Linked DNA regions of Homo sapiens: region 2 is linked to region 1. Evidence: read pairs that join two places in POLR2A ChIA-PET (ENCODE). Cell type or tissue: endothelial cell of umbilical vein. All regions are shown on one strand. Region 1 overlaps SSR3 (signal sequence receptor subunit 3). Region 2 overlaps KCNAB1 (potassium voltage-gated channel subfamily A regulatory beta subunit 1).

Region 1 (2,500 bases):
TTTTTTCATATGCTTCTTGCACTTCGGATACACTCAGCTCCAAAGGCAGAGATTCTTCTCTCTGAACCTCTTTAGCAGACCAGGCACTAAATATGTTTCTTCATGAGAACAGATTGTGAGAACAGGAAAAATAAGAAAAATTAAAAATAAATAAATGTGTTTCTTGAACTTAACATCAGACAACTTTTTTTTCCACAAAAGACCAACTGAAAAGAAATGGACACAGTTTACTGCAGAAACCTTTCTTAGCTTAATATAAAAAATATATACACACACCCCAACTATCAAGTTGTTAGCACACAGGAATAAACTACTGCATTTTCAAAAGAGTTGGTTGTCACTATGTGTCTTTAGGACGAACAGTCAACCGATTGTCCACATGATAAATCCTCATGAAGACATTACACCAGATAACTAAGCAATTTCTCTTCTAGGTCTAGAATTTTATCCTCACCTACCAGGGGCATAACAACCACACTGCAGGTTTACTGCAACTCAAGAGGAGGAAGCCCTCCCCTCTGTCTTAGAGCTCTCAGAAAATAAACCTCACTCAGTGCTGAACACTCTAAAACAAAATAGAGGTCACGCTAGTGACCTAGCACTTAGTCAACTAAGATAACCCATAAAATCAATTGTATTTTTCTTCCTTTACTCTTTCACATCAGTATGTCAGAACACTTCCAAAATTAAAAATAAAAAAAGACACTACCTGATTTCTTAAAATAAAAACATCTTTGCAAACATGGTTTAAATTATGCCACGTTAAAAAACAAAAACAACTTCTAAGGGCTCTCTTAGCCCCAACCTCTTCAACCCTGCACATAAACATTTATTATGTGCCAGACTCTATGCTTAACATGTATGATCATAATGAATCCTCACCACCCTCTGAAATTCCACTAGCATCCCCAGTTTATAGCTGAGGAATCTGAAGTCTACATAGGTAAAATTATGCCCACGGCCACACATTTAAGAGTGGCAGAGCTGGCACTGGAACCCAGACTGTCAACGCTGAAGCCATCTTCCTTCTACTGCCAACAGCTACCCACACTCAGCATCTTGCTGGATCTTTGAACCTTAACCATCTTGCAAATCTGTAGGCATTTCAAAGTCAGTAGCATATTTAATATAAAGCCAAAACTATGACTTAAAAAAAAAACCTCCATTCTGAGTCTATTAAGTCAGTAAGTCATTGAAATTTTACTGAACTAAATGTACCATTAACTGTTTTAAGGAGTATAAAATATGGCGGGTGTCTTCAAGAAGCCTAAAGTAGAAAGGAAAAGGTAAAAAGAACATGACTTTGATTCTAAAGAGATGAATGAAAAATGTTATGAAGAATAAGTAAAGAATGACGAGTCTCAAAGGGACTGAGTTCCAAGAGTATTACAAAGGATGGGTCATACCAGATGCCCACTTGTGAGGGCTTCCCGATACACAGATGGCCATGCCTCACAGGAAACAGTCCCATACAGTGGAGGCCCACATGAGCTGAATCCTGGAATAGCAGCTGGTTGAGGGGCTGCCAAGCAGAAAGATAACAAAGATAACCCAATTTATCTGCTGGTCCATCAGAACAGCAGCCACGAAAACCTGAGCTCGTTTGTGTCCAGAACAGTAGGGAGGAAACTGCTAAGGCCACTTCAGTCACTGAGGCCATTTTGGGACATTTCTTAAAATAAACCCCTGTTAACTGAGATCATCTCAACATGTTTCTATTCCTCATTCCCCGAAAGAGTCTAACACAGGGACAATAAAGCAAAGAAATGATCAAAATCAGGAAGGATTTCTCTGGAAAAGATTCCTAGGTCTAGAAATAAAACACAGGTAAGAATGGAAAGGAAGTAAGTTAATCCTAAATAGGGTAGGGCACAAGACATATTCAAAGGATGATGTGAGGGCTGAGTCAGAAGGGTTAAAGCCTAATTCTGAAAGATGAGGCCAGACTCATAGGAAGGAAGCAGATGACTTGCATTCCAGGGGTCTAGAAGAATTTGGCTTTAATACATTTAAAAAAAACAGGCCATGGCTGGACACGGCAGCTCACGCCTATAATCCTAGAACTTTGGGAGACCGAGGCAGACGGATCACTTGAGCCCAGAAGTTCAAGACCAGCCTGGGCAACATGGCAAAACTCCATCTCTACAAAATATACAAAAATTAGCCAGGCGTGGTAGTAGTGCGTGCCTGTAGTCCCAGCTATTTGGGAGGCTGATGTGGGAGGATCACTTGAGCCCAGGAGGCAGAGGTTGCAGTAAGCCAAGATTGGGCCACTGCGCTCTAACTTGGGCAACAGAGTGAGAGTCTGTCTCAAAAAAAAAAAAAAAAGCCATGATGAGTTGTTATGAGAATGACATGATAAAAATGATGTCACATAAGGAGAAATACATACTCTTCATTGGATAAAACAAGGAAAATACCTGCACCTCATATGGATGCTATAAGGATTACATAGGGCAATGTGCTTCATACAGTGCATGGCAGGGCGGGCCCTAAACTT
Region 2 (2,500 bases), 280 kb before region 1:
GATACAGGCATGCAATGTGTAATAATCACATCAAGGTAATCACCTTGAGCATTTATATTTTGTGTTACAAACAATCCAAGTATACTCTTAATTATTTTAGAATGTATAATTAAATCATTATTGACCATAGTCACCTGCTTTTGCTATAAAATACTAGATCTTCTTCATTCTTTCTATTTTTTTTAATCCATTAGCCACCCCCACTTCCTCCCCACCCCCCATTACACTTCCCAACCTCTGGTAACCATCATTCTATTCTCTATCTCCATGAGTTCAATTGTTTTAATTTTTTGATCCCACAAATAAATGAGAACATGCAAAGTTTTTCTTCCTGTGCCTGGTTTATTTCACTTAACATAATGACCTCCTTGTTGCAAATGATAGAATCTCTTTATTTTTTATGGCCGAATAAAATTCCATTGTGTATGCGTGCCACATTTTCTTTATCCATCTATCTCTTGATGGACATGTAGGTTGCTTCCAATCTTGACTATTGTGAATAGTGCTACAATAAACGTGAGAGTGCAGACATCTCTTAAATGTACTGATTTCCTTTCTTTTGTGTATATCCCTAGCAGTGGAATTGCTGGATCATATAGTAGCTCTATTTTTAGTTTTTTGAGAAACCTTCAAATTATTCTCCATGGTAGTTGTACTAATTTACATTCCCACCAACAGTTATAGGGGTTTCCTTTTCTCCACACCCTCTCCAGCATTTGTTATTGCCTATCTTTTGGATAAAAGCCATTTTAACTGGGGTGAGATGATATCTCGTTGTTGTTTTGATTTGCATTTCTCTGATGATCAATGATGTAGAGCACCTTTTCATATACCAGTTTGCCATTTATATGTCCTCTTTGGAGAATCAGATATTTTGTCCATTTTCAAAATCAGATTATTATAATTTTTCCTCTAAAGTTGGTTGAGCTTCTTATATATTCTGGTTATTAATCTGTTGTCAGATAGATAGTTTGCAAATATTTTCTCCCAGTATCTCTTCACTTTGTTGGCTGTTTACTCTGCTATGCAAAAAGCTTTTTAACTTGATGTTATCCCATTTGTCCATTTTTGCTTTGGTTGTCTGTGTTTGTTGGGGTATTACTCAGGAAATCTTTGCCCAGTCCAATGTTCTGGAGAGTTTCCTCAATGTTTTCTTGTAGTAGTTTAATAGTTTCAGGTCTTAGATTTAAGTCTTTAATCCATTTTGATTTGATTTTTGTACACAGAGAAAAATAACGGCCTAATTTTATTTTTCTGCATATGGATATCCAATTTTCCCAGCACTATCTATTGAAAAGACTGTCCTTTTCCCCAATGAATGTTACTGGTGCCTTTGTCAAAAATAACTTCACTGTAGATGTATGGATTTGTTTCTGGGTTCTACATTCAGTTCCATTGGTATATATGTCTGTTTTTGTGCCAGTACAATACTGTTTTTGTTTCAGGAGCATATTGTTTAATTTCCATGTGTTTGTATAGTTTCCAAAATTCCTCTTGTTGTTGACTTCTAGCCTTATTCAATTGTGGTCAGAAAAGATACTTGATATTATTTCAGTTTTTTGAATATTTTAAGACTTGTCTTGTGGCCTAACATATGCGTATTGTCTATCCTTGAGAATGATCCATGTACTGGCAAGAAGAATGTGCATTCTGTAGCCATTTGATGAAGTGCTCTGTAAATAACTATTAGGTACACTTGACCTATAGGGCAGATTAAATCTGTTTTTTCTTTGTTGATTTTTTTGTTCTAGATGATCTGTCCAATGCTGAAAGTGGGGTGGTGAAGTCTTCAGATATTATTTTAGTGCTAATAATGTTTATTTATATATCTGGGTGCTCCAGTGTTGGTTGCATGTATATTTACAATTATTGTATCTTTTTTCTGAATTGACTCCTTTATCATTATGTAATGACCTTTGTCTCTTTCTATAGTTTTTGTCTTGAAAAGTTATTTTGTCTGATACAGGTGTAGCTACTCTTGCTCTTTTTTGGTTTCCATTTGCATGGAGTATCTTTTTCCATCCTTTATTATTTTCAGTCTATGTATGTCTTTATATATGAAGTGCATTTCTTGCAGGCAACAGATGACCGGGGCTTGCTTTTTTTTTTTTTTTTTTTTGAGACAATGTCTCACTCTGTCACCCAGACTGGAGTGCAGTGGCACAATCTCGGCTCACTGCAAGCTCTGCCTCCTGGGTTCGCGCCATTCTCCTGCCTCAGCCTCCTGATTAGCTGGGACTACAGGTGCCTGCCACTACGCCCAGCTAATTTTTTGTATTTTTTAGTAGAGACGAGGTTTCACCGTGTTAGCCAGGATGGTCTCGATCTCCTGACCTCGTGATCTGTCCGCCTCGGCCTCCCAAAGTGCTGGGATTACAGGCGTGAGCCACTGCGCCCGGCCATATCTTTTTTAATCCATCGAGGCACTCTATGTATTTTGACTGGAGAGTTTAGTCCATTTACACTAAATGTTATTATTAATAAATAAGGGCTTACTCCT

What was found. Peaks named below come from ENCODE experiments on the same cell type or tissue, not always from the same donor. Only the 100,000 strongest peaks of a DNase experiment are listed, where the experiment ranks them.
Region 2: POLR2A ChIA-PET joins it to region 1 with 5 read pairs; 2 of 35 experiments call an interaction of 5 or more read pairs at or near these places.

What each region holds. Positions count from the first base shown.
Region 1 is chr3:156,549,992-156,552,491 of GRCh38, forward strand. All of the region lies in intron 2 of SSR3 (signal sequence receptor subunit 3), which reads right to left. Among named protein-coding and RNA genes, the nearest start is that of SSR3, 3.9 kb to the right of the region's middle. In endothelial cell of umbilical vein, no CTCF peak of the experiment used is centred here; no DNase peak of the experiment used is centred here; H3K27ac peaks cover 1,703 bases.
Region 2 is chr3:156,267,815-156,270,314 of GRCh38, forward strand. The region is part of intron 1 of KCNAB1 (potassium voltage-gated channel subfamily A regulatory beta subunit 1); the gene reads left to right. Among named protein-coding and RNA genes, the nearest start is that of KCNAB1-AS2, 41 kb to the left of the region's middle. In endothelial cell of umbilical vein, no CTCF peak of the experiment used is centred here; no DNase peak of the experiment used is centred here.